2 separate regions of the Homo sapiens genome follow, and region 1 is linked to region 2. The links are chromatin loops, found by intact Hi-C in ENCODE. Cell type or tissue: heart right ventricle. All regions are shown on one strand.

Evidence for each region. Peaks named below come from ENCODE experiments on the same cell type or tissue, not always from the same donor. Only the 100,000 strongest peaks of a DNase experiment are listed, where the experiment ranks them.
Region 1: it touches region 2 in a loop (3-fold over the local background); 8 of 110 quality-filtered maps call a loop at or near these places.

What each region holds. Positions count from the first base shown.
Region 1 is chr2:220,691,234-220,699,233 of GRCh38, reverse strand. No RefSeq gene overlaps it. Among named protein-coding and RNA genes, the nearest start is that of MIR4268, 790 kb to the right of the region's middle. In heart right ventricle, no CTCF peak of the experiment used is centred here; no DNase peak of the experiment used is centred here; H3K27ac peaks cover 1,032 bases.
Region 2 is chr2:221,420,321-221,428,320 of GRCh38, reverse strand. It overlaps EPHA4 (EPH receptor A4), which reads left to right. Exons shown (of 18, transcript NM_004438.5): 16 at 1,702-1,857; 17 at 2,179-3,112; 18 at 7,769-8,000. The coding sequence ends at 2,293. Among named protein-coding and RNA genes, the nearest start is that of EPHA4, 150 kb to the left of the region's middle. RefSeq lists an enhancer at 2,173-3,372. In heart right ventricle, no CTCF peak of the experiment used is centred here; a DNase peak (open chromatin) is centred at 4,979; H3K27ac peaks cover 1,104 bases.

The DNA of each region.
Region 1 (8,000 bases), 730 kb after region 2:
TCTCTCTATAAAATGTAAATATTAATAGCAGTTCTAATAATTTTACCTTCCCACAAAGAACTATTTTGCTCCTCTCTGGGTTACATATATCTCACTTTAGAGATCATGGTACCCAGCAATGGAAACTCCAGGAACATTACCTTATTTATTTCAGATTAAAAATTTCCACTAAAATATGGAACCCAAACAAGAGCAGGAAGGCCTTCTCATCAGTGCTGTGTCAGGAGGACCTTCACCCACTGAGGATGCTCTCTAACCTCCTCCTAGTGAATTGTCTGGGCAGGTAGGTGGCAGATTGAGTCCCACTGTGTTGCCAGATTTTATAGTATTTGAATCCTTTTCCATTTTGTTAAGATCTTTTCAAAACTCTGGTCTCCTCTGGATTTCTGTTCCTTTTGCCTGCCTAGGGTCTATTTCCCTTCCTTCTTGTTACAGCTTCCTCCTCCCTTCTCTGTTCATGTGCTGGATTCCAGAGGGAATGTATAACTCAGGTTGGGCTAATTAGTTGCTCTTGCTCCTTGGAATATGAGTCTTGCAGGGACCCAAAGACGAAAACTACCGTGGTTTTTACCTCCCTGAGCTGCCTGCTGAATAGACTATCCATTCATTCCTGCTTCTTAGATCGCCAGAGTTTCCCTAATCCTCCCTTTCCAGGGCCTGTTATCCTGCACCTCCTCTGATTTTATAAGCCACACTAAAGCTAAAGTGGATGTCTTTTGCTTAAAGGAAATCTAGTGGATTGAAGCTTTAAATATACTAGCTGTCTTTGAGTTTTATCCTAACTCAAAACATGATAATTGTATCTTCTAAATCTTTATCCAAGAGGCATTGCTGAATCAGGATTAGTATTCCTATATTAGACTCTCTCAATTTTTATGTACTGACTATCAATAAACAAACTTTTAAAACAATTATAATAGCTCACATTACTGAGTGTTTATTACATGTTAGGTGCTGTTATATGTTAGGTGCTGTTATGTGTTAGGCACAATTAGCCTTGCATTTATAGAGTGTTTATTACGTAAGGAAGTATTTATTTTTTGGAAAAGTAAACTTTGAGAAAATTTTGGATTTGTAGCAAAATTGCAAAGATAGTACAGGAAGTTCTTATGCCCTTCACCCACTTCCCTCCAATGTTGGCATCCTACATAACTATGCACATTTGTCAAAACTAAGAAAATAACAGTGATGTACTGCTATTAACTACAACTACAGGTTTTATTTGGAATTTACCAGTTTTCATCACTGTTCTCTTTCTGTTCCAAGATCCAATCCAGGTTCCATATGTGTTTAGAAGTGCTTTACTTTTATCAGCTTATTTCCTCCTCACAGAAACCTATGCTACAGGCAACATTGTTGTTTGTTGTTGTTGTTTTGTTTTTTTCTGTTTTACAGATGAGGAAACTGACACAGAGAACATAAGCCATTGGTGAAAGTCACACAGCAAGTGGCAAAACTAGGATCTGAATTCAGAACCCTGGCTCCCCAGCCTTTTTTTTTTTTTTTTTTTTTTTTGAGATGGAGTTTCACTCTTGTCGCCCATGCTGGAGTGCAATGGTGCGATCTCGGCTCACTGCAACCTCCACCTCCCAGGTTCAAGTGATCCTCCTGCCTCAGCCTCCCGAGTAGCTGGGATTACAGGCACCCACCATCACGCCTGGCTAATTTTTGTATTTTTAGTAGAGGTGGGGTTTCACCACGTTGGCCAAGCTGGTCTCAAACTCCTGACCTCAGCTGATCCACCCGCCTTGGCCTCCCAAAGTGATGGGATTACAGGCGTGAGCCACCGCGCCCAGCTGAGCCTTTTTTTTTTTTAACCCTTATGCTGTGTTCTCTCACAAACACACAAAAGTACCTGACATTCTGATATACCACCCTCATTTTACTTTGAGATGGCTTGAGTGCGTGTGCTTAGTTCCTAGGGAACTTCTCCCAGGCCTAGAGATGACTACAGCCCTTCAATATGCACATAAGCCATCTCTGGAATCCTTCTTCCTCCAATTCTGCTGAGATTAGTGTCAAAACTCAGCAAGCTTTAGTGTACAGAGTTGACCTGTATTGAAAGTCATGTTATTTGTCTCTCTTTTTTTTTTTTTAACAGAGCTTTCCAGACTTTACTGTGTGTGTGTATCACAAGACATACAGTTAAAATGCAGCTTCAGAAGGCTTGAGGTGAAGCCTGTGACTGTATTTTCATCAAGTTTCGAGGTGATATGGCACTGCCAGGATGTGGAGCAAACTTCAAGTAGTGAGGCTTCTTATCGGCCACTGTCCCTCAGATTGGCTATGCTTCTCTCCTTCTGCAGTACTCTGGGGAACAGTTTGCCTGGGCACAGAGAAGGGAACCATTTCAGGCTGTTGGGTCAGTGCCTTGTTAACCCATTTTAGACACCAATTTTATTTAAATACAGTCTTTTACCTTTTTAATATCTAGATTTCCTTTCTCCTTATAGGAATTATTGAAGTAGAGTATTTGTTTATTGGTTTTGTTATTTCATTCTCTTTCATTTGTAAATAATCCTGCCTCAGTAACAAGTCTATGTCCTCCCTATTCTTTATAACCTAAATTCACCCAAAGATGTTTTAAGTGTTACATGCATTTTCTACAAGCCTTAATTTACTGTGAATCATTAACTTTCTTGTCATTATACCTGCCGAGTTTGTCACTCATTTTTATTTGGCTTGGGCCATCATTCTTCCCTCTGTCTTCCATGTATGGTATTTTAAAATATGAATGAGTCAGAGGTTTCTTGTGCAGCCACACTAATTTCTTTTTTGTTTGTTTTTTGGTTTTTTTTTTTTGAGACAGAGTCTCGCTCCGTCTCCAGGCTGGCATGCAATGGTGCAGTCTCGGCTCACTGCAACCTCTGCCTCCCTGGCTCAAGCAATTCTCCTGCCTCAGACTCCCGAATAGCTGGGACTACAGGTGCATGCCACCACGCCTGGCTAATTTTTGTATTTTTAGTACAGATGGGGTTTCAACATGTTGGCCAAGATGGTCTTGATCTCCTGACCTCGTGATCCACCTGCCTCAGCCTCCCAAAGCGCTGGGATTACAGGCGTGAGCCACCACAGCCAGCCACTGATTTCTTTTTGTATCACCTTCCACTCCAGGCTCTTCCAGATGTTTTCCTCATTGAAAACATTTATGGGACTGTCATGTCCTTTTCTGTTTCCTTGCTCCTGGCTTACTTATTTTTAGAATGTCCATCTTCCATTACTTTAGAATTTCTAGCCAACTGAGACATTTATTTTGTACATTTTCTTGGAACCTTTTGAAATTTGCTTTTATAAAGCCTGAGTCTGTGTCTGATATACTCATTATATTTGTGTTTTATAATTAGCAACTCTAACATGAGATCACTTCTTTCTTCTAAGTTTCCTGTTATTCAGAGCCCATCGACATGTCCTTCCTTGTAGGTTAGAATTAAATCCAGACTAGTCGTTCCCACCACTGCTTCCTTTACTTACTGAAAGATGAAAGTGCCAGCTCTTCCTTCAGGCTAAACATTTGCATACTTTAGATTTTTTTTTTTTAATGAAAGAAATGAAAAATCTCAGGCCGTGCTCTGCAGAGCTGACCTGCACATGGATGGGGACAGGGAGACACTCTGGAAAAGCACTCTTTCTCTGAGGGCTGGATCCAAGGGAACAGTGTCAAAGACCTGACAGTCAGGACTCTCAGCAAATACAGCAGCTCCTCTGGGGCAGTCATGTTTCTGACCTTCACAGTGGCAGAGATTGTTGCTCTGTTTTCTGTTCCAATTACACTGTTCAATTAACAATTGCTCAGATCAAACTCCAACCAGAATTTTAGGGTCCAAGAGCATGTTGTCCATAAATAAACAACCAAGTTCTGGGGGTGGAGCTTTCTGGAAAGTGGTGGGCTTCAAACTAGTGTGACAATGTGAAGAGAAATGACAGGATGCATGGTTTTGGGGAGCAGCTAATATCAACTGGCTTCCCTGCTCTACATACAAACTGCTGATAGCTCTAGTGCAGGGGACTGTGGGTAAGCAGATGCCTTGATTCTAGCAGCACCCACTGAGCTTGTTGTCTATCTGGAGAAGTGGCTGGAGGAAAAAGCAACTGGAAGAGAGAATTATCCGTCATAGGGAGATTTATGTATTGGTTGTGTTCTTTGGTTTTCTCCCAACAACTCAAATGTTGGTGATCAGTTGACATGCTGGTAACACTACAGTGAGGAGTGAGAATATGCCTATGTTTCTGGGGAGATGTAGAAGTGATGAAAAAGGTGTCAAAGGGAAGGAGGTGGGAGAGAGAAGCAGCCCACAAATGCATGCTCTGTGTGCCATGGGTAGATAGTGACAGGTCTGAGCAACCAGAGTCCTACATCCTCCAAGATAACCTATCCCATGTCCTCCACAAATAGAGGAGCAGCTCAGCCTCCTTCTCCGACCTTTTCCATCACTGTTCCCATCCAACACTTTGGCCATAAGTATTTAAATAATTTCATTTCTTCTCGATGCACTCAGCAAGTTATCCTAAAGCACTTTCACACTTTAGTCCATTGCTCCTGTTAATTTATACACACATTAAAATCAAAGTCTAAAAAGATCTAGCTTTGAATGTATAGATCTAATCTCAGATACTCTGTATTTTGAGATTATCAAAATACAGAGTTATCTTATGCTTCATTACAAATTACTGCACAATATTGTGGTATAAAGCAACAACCTTTCGTTTGCTCACCATTCTGGGTGCTAGGAGCTTAGGCAGGGCTCAGAGAAGAATTTCTCTGCTCCCTGTGGTGTCACCTGGGGTTATTCACTCATCTGTGTTCATGAGTGGCTAGCCTGGGCTGGCCAGTCCAAAAAGGTTTCACTTGCATATCTGGCTCTTTGTGTTCTTGAATGTGGTCTCTTTCTTCTTGCATGGCTAAGAGATAATAAGACTCTCAGCCAATCCAGTAGCTCCTCTGGGGAAGTCATACTGCCATCCTTCACAGTGGCAGAGAAGGCTGCTCTGTTATGAAAGTCTCAGAGTAGTCAGATTTTGCTCCAGCTGTCCATTGTTTGTAACAGTACAATAATTTATGATAATTTCTCGTAGTATTGAGGTCTCTTATGTGGCTGCTGTCAGATATTAACTGGGGTATAGTTATGCTAAGGCTTGACTGATCTGGATACCCAAAAGCTTGGGCCCAGGACTGGCCGTTGATGTTGACTGTTTCTGGGAGCACAAATGTAAGCATCACTGGGAGCACCTACACCTGGCCTCCTCTATGTGACTTTGACTTCACACATCATGGCAGCTGGGTGTTAAGAGGGAGCATCCCAAGAGTGTGTATCTAGAAAAGTTCAGACAAGAAATTTCTAGGCTTCCTATGACCTGAATTCCAAGTGACACAGTATCACCCTGGCCACTCTCTATTAATCAAGAGCAAGTCACAGGCCCAGCCCAGATTTTAGCAAAGGGAACTCCTAAAGGCATGCATAATAGGAATGGCTGGTAGCATAAAGGAACGTCTTTGGCTACTGGCATCACAGACTTTTTATTTTATTTTATTTTAAGCTCTGGAGTAGATGTGCAGAATGTGCAAGTTTTTTACATAGGTAAATGTATGCCATAGTGGTTTGCTGCACCTACAAACCCATCACCTAGGTATTAAGCCCAGCATGCATTAGCTATTTTTCCTAACGCTTTTATACTGTTGGTGGGAATATAAATTAGTTCAACCACTGTGGAAGACAGTGTGGTGATTCCTCAAAGATTTAGAACAGGAAATACCATTTGATGCAGCAATTCCATTACTGGGTATATACCTAAATGATTATAAAGATACATTTTATTATAAAGATACATGCACATGTATGTTCAATAAATGCAGCACCATTCACAACAGCAAAAACACGGAATCAACCCAAATGTCCATCAGTGATAGACTGGATAAAGAAAATGTGGTACATATAACCTATGGAATACTATGCAGCCATCAAAAGGAAAGAGACCATGTCCTTTGCAGGGACATGGATGAATTTGGAAGCTATTATCTTCAGCAAACTAACACAGACTTCTTACATGGTGGCTTGCTTTCTAGAAGCAGGACTCTAAGAAGACAAAAGCACAAGCTGCAGATATCTTAAGGTCTGGCTCCTAAAGCCACACAGCATCACTTCCACTGCATTCTACTAGACGTCCGGTCAGATATATTCAAGGGAAGGAAAGATAGACCTCACCACTCCAGAGGAAGAGTGGCAAATTTTTAATCCTTGACATCCTGCTAAAACGATTATATATTAGGTCTGGGAAAAATCACAGATATTTCAGGCATTCTCATATAAGTTCTTTAATTGAAATAAAAATTGACATATGATAAAATATATGTATTTTTCTATTAAAAACACTAATACTGACCTAAGCCCCTAGGTCTTCTTCATAAAAGATTCCTGGCCACTAGAAATTTTCTGAGTAGATTTTCCAAGTTTTGATTTTGAAGAACTGGGGACCTAATAAACAGAAAATCATTTTGAACTCTCTGCTAATGAACACATAGAATATGACATTTTATTTGCCTTTCAATATATTGAGCAAATGCCTCAACTAATCATGTTAGCAGTAAACATCCTATAAGTAAAATGAACATGAGTATGAACTAAACAATTCTGAACTGATCTCTGTCCTTAGAAATATAAGATTTAAGTTTTCATGATTTTTACCCAGGTACATTTTTTTCTATTCATACTCTTTAATAAGACTGTTTAACACTTCTAAAATAAACTAAAATATCCTCTGTAACGTAAAATCTCACAGAACCTGAAAACTATACCTCTAGTAGGGTTTTTTTTTCTCTACAGGTATGCAAAACACATATTTTCTGAAACAAAGTGAATGGATGGGGGCATGAAGTCAGATGACAGGTAGTCATAAAATCAGATTCATTGTTAACATATTTGTTGAACATATTACTAAGTACTGAATGTTTTGTTAAAAGTTAGAAATAAAATCAGAATACAATCTGCCATTTTATTATAATTTTATTGTGATTTTATTTTTATATTTAATATTTTTAATCCATCTATAATATATATCTACAAGTATGAAAATATGTAACTTTCACTTCTAATTTGAAACATTACCATTATTGGCTCAATAGTTATAAAATAGGACTGATTCTGAGCTTCATGATTCTACTCCAGTATTCTCTGTTTTCTTTCACTCTTTCAATCACTGTAGCTTTAAAACATGTTTCTGCTTGATTTTTTATCACTTTAATATGTTGTTGTCATTTTAATATGTAATATAATAATAGAGGGCACTATTGTTAAAATTTGAGCTTTGAGGTCAGCCTGTCTGGATTTAGATCTAGGCCCCATCAGTTACCTGTGTAACCTTCGAGCAGTTACTTCATCTTTCCTTATCTGAGTTTAATCATATAAAAAGTGGTAATTATAATAATATTCATACCCAATAATTTAATAAAAATGTGTTTGCATTGATTAGAAAATGGTAGGTGCTGTAAAAATGTAACCAAAAATAGCCTAATACAGTTGAAGTTTATTTTTGGTTCCTATGAGGTCAATCGGTATTTGATTTGGTATGATACCATTCTACAGGATTATTCAGGCTGTACTCTTCAGGGAAATGGGAGAGAACTAAGATGATCTTGGGCGAGAGGATTTACACACTAGATCTTACAGTGACGCTTATCATCCCACTCACCTCTCATTGGATAGAATGTGATCATTTGCTTACATCTAACTACACAGGAGCCTGGGAAATGCCATCCAGCTGAGTTTCCAGGAAATAGAAAGGATTTAGTGAACTACTAGCTAGTATCTGCAACATTATACAAAATTCCTATCAAAATGTCTGATGCAAAAGTGTGTAATAAATATTAACCATTATGATTATCATTGTAGACATGCAGATATGATCCAGCACTCAGCCCTAGACCATTAAATGGATGAAAATAACAAAACGTGGCAGGTGATGTTATGTGGGAGTATAGCATACTAAACAGATCCATGACCAAGTCC
Region 2 (8,000 bases):
CATGGTGTGCTACCAAGAGCACAGAGGCTTCCAGAACAAGCTTAAGAACCACCCTTAAAGTTAATTGACATCGAGTGAAGATATTTTCATTGTAAGGTCATTTTGACCTTGTCGGTGCTCAGAGCCTACATCTTCCTCATTAATGCTTTTGGCTTAAAGTCAGAAGTAAATGCAAACTATTGGCTTTTGTCTAATAACAAATATTATTGCTATATATCCACACTCAATTAAATGTCCAAAATTCTATGTGGTAACATTTGTTGTTGACTCAAAATTGAAAGAATAATTATATCTTGATTATTTTTGCTGTAAACATTTACAGAATTGTACTTAGAAAATCAAACTTATATTGAAATAATGGACACAAAAGACAGGTTACAATGGCAAGGTATTATTTGGACACAAAACTGACTGATAAAACAAATCTTTGTTAAAATATTTATATAAAAAAGAAATAATACAAGTCAAGTCAATTTAGATAAAAATGAAAATTTTAAAAATCGAATTGGATTAATTCTGCTATGTAGAAAAGTAAAGCATTATATCGACTTAATTTTGTTTTTACAAGGAAAGAGTTTTTTGGTTGAAAATTTAGTAGTAATGATATAATTGTGATTTAAATGTTTGTACTTAAACATAGTATCACGTTGAAAATCAGGTCAAAATGTTAAGATCAAACACATTCTGTGAGTTTTAGGAAAAACAGAAGTTCAAAAACTATGACTTAACAAGTAGCAGTATTTTTCTACAGGTTATTATAAGTAAAGGTAGTATAAAATAACCCCATGAAGGCCTGCTCTATGGTTATTCAGCAATTGGGTGATGAAGATAACTAACTATAATTCTCTTAATAGTTTTTATTAGTAAATGATTTTTTATATGTCAATATCATTAGGAAAGGCAGAATTCCAGCCTGTAATTGCTTGTGACAGTGACCTAATAGAAAACACCTGGCCTAAGAAATGAGTAAACTAATAAATAAGTTAATAAGAAGTGCTTTGAATTTGTTGAAATCATTATTCAGGAACCCCAGCAAGGGAATACGAGAAGCACATTCCACAATCCAAACAGTGATCAAAGTGGCCGTTCTTCTGCCAGCCTTGGCACTCGTGCTGGTCAGGCATGGATTGATTAAAGAGGGGATTAACTCCCTGCTGTCCCAAGTTTGTTTGAATGCCCCAAGCCTGCCTGTAGACTAGGCTGGAAGCATGCTGGACTTGAATTCTTGCTGTTTTCTCTGCTTCCATCCAGTCTGGCAGGTGGCAAGCTCGCAGTTTTCCTTACTCATCCTTCACTAGGGTTTCCATAGTTGCTGAACGAAAGTCTGTAATATTCAGTACTGGCAGAGACTGGACTCTTTCTGCAAAGATTGAACAGGTTTCGGCCATGAGGGCTCTCCCAGTCTTCACCCCAGGCTAGGGTGTTAAAAGACCTGCTATGAGCATGAATGCCCTCAGAGGGCCACATAAAACAAGCGCAGGAAATAGAATTAAGAAAAAATAGGATGATTGATACATGCTTTAGCAGCTTTGTGAAGTTAAGAGCAAAATATTGCATAGTTACATTTAACAACAATTGTTCCATTTAAAACCTTCCCTTAGCTTTTCAGTTCTCCTTGCCTATTTGAGGCAATCAGATTTCTGAGTCTTCTTGTCTCACTGGTAGCTCCGTTCTGCTTATATTTTCTTGTTCTCTTTCTAGACCTAACACTGCCTTGTTGGATCCAAGCTCCCCTGAATTCTCTGCTGTGGTATCAGTGGGCGATTGGCTCCAGGCCATTAAAATGGACCGGTATAAGGATAACTTCACAGCTGCTGGTTATACCACACTAGAGGCTGTGGTGCACGTGAACCAGGAGTAAGTACTCAACGATGTAACACGAAAGGGTAAATCTAGATTTAATAGTATTTTCTTTTTTTGCTTTGAGCTGCGTAATCATCCTACTCATTTAAAAAAAATCTGGAATGCCTCTCATTTTGATTGAGTATAATTTTACACAGCCTCTATAAAGTATCTACATTCTTGCATTAAATTGCTTAATGAAACATTTTAATACACCTGCCTTGTTGTGCTGTATTAATTGTGGCTGATTCAAACGTGTGTCTGCATGAAGCCCAAGAAAAGAGATTGTCAGTCCCTGTGACTTCTTCTGTCCCTTTTTTGTCGCCCTATGTACAGGGACCTGGCAAGAATTGGTATCACAGCCATCACGCACCAGAATAAGATTTTGAGCAGTGTCCAGGCAATGCGAACCCAAATGCAGCAGATGCACGGCAGAATGGTTCCCGTCTGAGCCAGTACTGAATAAACTCAAAACTCTTGAAATTAGTTTACCTCATCCATGCACTTTAATTGAAGAACTGCACTTTTTTTACTTCGTCTTCGCCCTCTGAAATTAAAGAAATGAAAAAAAAAAACAATATCTGCAGCGTTGCTTGGTGCACAGATTGCTGAAACTGTGGGGCTTACAGAAATGACTGCCGGTCATTTGAATGAGACCTGGAACAAATCGTTTCTCAGAAGTACTTTTCTGTTCATCACCAGTCTGTAAAATACATGTACCTATAGAAATAGAACACTGCCTCTGAGTTTTGATGCTGTATTTGCTGCCAGACACTGAGCTTCTGAGACATCCCTGATTCTCTCTCCATTTGGAATTACAACCATTGTATTTTGTTTGTGGCATAAATTACAGTCATCTGTCTTTCACTGGAATGAAGACCATGCCTAGGAACATTTTTTAAGGACTCAGCTGTGGCTTTTAGGGCTTGGTTCATACCATGGGGGAAAAAAAAGTCCTAGGAGAAAGCGACGTGGCTCATTAGTGTTGCCTCTTCAGTGCTCAAGCCGCCTGGTGGATTCCTATGACACAGGGGGCCTGGAAAGAAAGGGAAAGTGGATTTAAAATATATATATACGTAACCCAAGCCCCATAACCCCTAACTGGACAAATGAGGTCTGTTTCTTTGGGCCTGAGGCTGTGCCATATAAAGTCTTATTTTGGGACTTTACAAACTTGTCCTAACTATCTTGTGGATAGTGGGCTGTGACAATCTGGAATAGAGAACGTTCACACTTCGCTCCTTTAAAGAAGCGACCCCAGATCTGCAAGGTAAGTCCAACAACCAAGAATGATTTTTTCTCCAGTGAAAACTCCTTTTGTGCTTTAAACTTGATCTCATTCGAAATACTGAAAACAGAAAAATACTCTCTCATGTCTCTCAGGTTGTGTTGATGTTTTTCAGGATTTCAGTCCTTTTTTGACAGCGAAAGAGGAGACCAAACACAGTGTGGTTTCCCTGCTATTCTTCCGGGGAGAAGTGACATATGACCCAGATGAGGTCAGGCTCTGAGGGATGGTCCTAGATGCTCACTGGCTGTTGGCTGTGTGCTTTCCATCACGAAGGGCTCCTCCTGTCCTTTGGTGCCATTCATTCATGGTACACATATTTATTATCTTCTGGGCACCAGGCAGCAAGCACAGGAGGCTTTCTCTCTAACCTTGTTAGGTCATGGGTCCCGTCCTTTGGAGAGTTTACCTCAATGGAGAAGTACTGGCGAGACTTTTCCATTAGCCTCATTTTCTGTCCTGCTCCAGGAAACTCCATCCCCAAACAGGGCCAAAGAGGATTCACCAAGATGCCAGTGGTGAGACTTGGAACTCGCCTCGGCTTTCTCATGATCAGAAAGTTGAACTACTGAAAAATGCACTGCTCATCCATAAACCTATTAGCTTTCAATGCTTCTATTTTTATATACCAGCATTGAGTTTGTTCATTCCTAGAAACAAAGGACATAACTTTGGACTGGACACATTTTAACTTTTCATTCTTTTTTTTTTTTTGAGTTATTTCATTTTTATCACTTTTAAACAAGAGTTGCTGATTTTAACGACCTTTCTTTCCCCTTGGTTGTATCCTGAAAGCTATTTCTTATAGAGCAAGGAATGTTAAATTTGATGCTGTCAAATCATGACAGTTTAGTGAAAACCTTTTTTGCAACATAAGTTGTAAAAGCTTTTCTGTTCAGAAGGAATGTGAAATTTGTTTTTAAAACTACTCCAACAATTTTTGTTTTATCACCACTTTTGCAGAAGTCTAGGAGTTCTGGATATTCACGTTAAAAGCTGACAAATGTAGGACTTTTTTGTTTCTTTTGCTTGCTTGGTAAAAAAAAAAAATTATTATTATTATTATTATTACTATTTGAGACAAAGTCTCACTCTGTTGCCCAGGCTGGAGTGCAGTGGTGCAATCTTGGCTCACTGCAACCTTGGCCTCCTGGGCTCAAGCAATTCTGCCTCAGCCTCCCAAGTAGCTGGGATTACAGGCACCCACCACCCAGGCCTGGCTAATTTTTGTATTTTTAGTGGAGACGGGGTTTCACCATGTTGACCAGGCTGGTCTCGAACTCTTGATCTCAGACAGTCCACCTGCCTCAGCCTCCCAAAGTGTTGGGATTACAGGCGTCGGTCACTGCGCCCAGGTGGCATTGTATTTTAACTAACAACAGAATGTTACCTTGTGTACATTGAATAATTAAAAGTTTTTTTTTTTTTTCTTAAAGTCTACAACTTAAGACAAGGTATTTTCTAAACACTGAACATATTAAAAGCAGACCATTTCAACAGAGAACATGTCCATTCTGAAATAGCCTAACAACATTATATACTATGCTGGTGTTGTTTTGTTCCTGCTCAGCAGGTATTTCTGTAAATGAAGTAATCAGGGAAGGATCAAAGGAGAGGTGAAGTATGAAATCTTATTTTATTCAAAGGTCACCGTCTGAATCTTCAAAATTTCAACATATGCATATATTAGAGTCAAGGCTGATGCAAAGGCCAAAAAAGGACTTTCCAAGTGCCTAAAATAATATCCAGCAACAGTAAAAGTGTTAACTCTCTCCACTACCTCCATGAAGTTTTAGAAGAGAAATGTGAGAACAATAGGAATGATGCATTGTTTCCCAGGGCGCAGAGCCAGACTCTGGCATCCGGACAGCTATGGATTCTAAAGCCAACTGAAATGTTGACACTGGGAAATTCACTCCACTTTTCTTTATAACTCAGTTCCTCCACCTGGAAATTAGAGAGATAATGATACCTTAATAATAACACCTTTCCTAATGCATGGTGTTGTTGCAAGTGTGTATGAAATATTCTTAAGTAAAACACGGTGAGCTCCACAGAAGAAAGGTACGCTTCTTCCTCCAACATTGTCCAAGTATTATTCATCTGTCTTTCACTTGTAACCCCAATTGTTTTATTACAACATGCCAGAGTGGGGTGAAATGAAGTTCAGTGGTAGGGGGGTCACACAGTGAAGCTTCTTCACTTAAATGGATTTATGAGAGTTTGGAGGTAAATACATATTTATACAATGGTGGTAGACCTTTCAAGTTATGCTGGCAGGATAAACATGCATTATTTAGCCTTGACATTTATAAAATTATTGTTTTGTAATGGGGAAGACAGTGATACAAAAGTAAAATTCTATTGCAATGAAAAGAACTGGATGGTAAAGACATTTTGATGTCATCACGACTGACTCAAAGGAACAAGCCTTTGTTTATTTAGTCACAATGAATTCTCCTTAACTCATGACCCTACATAGACCACATGCTTTGTCTGGTCTCTGTTTAAGAAATTTCCCATGATAAAGGAGTTGCCTGAATTCAATGGTGAGGAGAAGGCTTATTTCACTCAACTCGTATCCTGGCATTAAGTAGATACAAGTCTTCACATTCCCTTACATCTCAATTCAAATGTCCAATCATTTCTGCATACACACCAAGTCCCCAAATTGCCCACTTAATATTACAAATATATTTATGTAATATCTATTGATATCCAGATGTTAAGTGGAGAAGGAATTGGCAGACTGAAAGGCAACACGTGTTTATGAGACCATTCTTTCTCCTTTAAGAATTTCTAGTAGCAAAAGAAACCATTACCAACCTTGTGTGTCCGCAGGACGTGGAATACACTCTAGCGTTTTAAGATCATATTCATGTTCTCCTCATACTTCACATAAATACCTGCCCACCTGATGAAATCCCTTCACATTCAGGTTTCAAAAACTACATTTGATGGATTTGACCGATTTCCAGAGAGGAAATAGTTAGAAGGTAGATTTGATGACTTTTCTGTCATTTTTACGTAATTGTCAACATAACATTCATGTTCATGTCGACCCAGGGACCACAGGTGTGCACAACCATGCCTGGCTAATTTTTTTTTTTTTTTTTAAAGATGGGGTCTTGCTCTTTTGCCCAGGCTGGTCTCAAACTCTTGGGCTCAAGCAGTCTTCCCTCCTTGGGCTCCCAAAGTGCTGGAATTACAGGTATGAGCTACAAGACCTGGCCAGAAAACGATTTCTCTCTCTTTAAATAGACTAAAGTGTTTTCTACAATTTTAAATATGGTCGTTTACTACAAAAAATTAAATTTTATTCTCTACACGATAAATGTACACATATGCAAAACAGACAAGTGATTTGATAAAATAGGCAAAATAATCTATAAAAGTGCATTTTGGTCTTAATTACTGCCCTTTGCTTGAGGCCACCAGCTGCTAAACATGGTCACCGTGGTGGGAGGCATAGTCCAATAAGTAATCTGGATAGTTGGTTGTTATAAATGAAAGAAGGGAACTTACTTCCTTTGGTTTGAGTTGATTATGTGACAAATATATGGACAATGAGGAGCCATGAGGAGTCCATTGCTGTGTGCCAGCCTTGTTCGATTCCAGGCTGATGTCTAGAATTCCAGCCTGCGGCTGATTAGTTCTTGATATGTGGAAGGAGGCTTGAACCTAGAAGACCTCTGTCGTTCATAGAGCAAGTATCTCCCTGTGTCCCATGTTCCCTCTCTCCTGCCTGTTTACATGTAGAGAGTATGGCTCTTTCGCCATGTTAGATTAGATACTTCTATTTATCAGGAGTTACTCTCTTGTTAAGAAAAACCACCACTTTTTTTCACTTCTTAGTTTGCATTTTTCTTTTTTTTCTTTTCTTTTTTTTTTGAGACAGAGTCTCGCTCTGTCACCCAGGCTGGAGAGCAGTGGCGCTGTCTCGGCTCACTGCAAGCTCCGCCTCCCAGGTTCACGCCATTCTCCTCCTGCCTCAGCCTCCCGAGTAGCCGGGACTACAGGCGCCCGCCACCACGCCTGGCTAATTTTTTGTATTTTTAGTAGAGACGGGGTTTCACCACGTTAGCCAGGATGGTCTCAATCTCCTGACCTCGTGATCCGCCCACCTCGGCTCCCAAAACGCTGGGATTACAGGCGTGAGCCACCGCGCCCGGCCCTTAGTTTGCATTTTTCAATCATTATTGTTGACTATGGGTGGATTGTGAACTGAAACAAGTCAGGATTTTCATTTCATAGACAGGCTGTTCAACACGGTGGTTAAAGCATAAATATCAATTAGAACTTTGTGGGGTCTAATCCCAGCCTTGCCACTCCAGAGGGTATGGCATTGGGCAGGGTACTTAGTCTCCTTATGCTCAATTTCCTCATCCATATAATGGAGATAAGAATAGTACCTATCTCGGAGTTGTAATTAAGCTGTTAGTAAACAGGTTTTTTTTGCTCTTATAATTGCTATTTTTCAGAAAAGGAAAGTATAATTCGTGATCTCACCACTGAACTACTTTTACTGAAGGATACCAACTTCTACGAACCTATATATTCTTTCTTACAATAGTGGTTGACAGTTGGCTCGCAATATGGGTCGACGTTTTGTCTAAAGTCTTGCTCTTTTATCTACAGGGAGTAGATTCTGCTATCTTGGCCTCACAGCCCTTCCTGTTGATTACAAAGCCCGTGGAAGAAAACAGAACACACCCTCCTCAGTTCCGTCTAAATGTGTTTCTTCTGCTTCAATTACACCAGTTCTGGGGCAAAGACACTGATGAAACAACACCCATACCTGAAAAGAATAAATGTGTGACTTTCAAATCCCCTTTCGCAGTGAAAGAAACAGCAAACACTTAAGATTCAG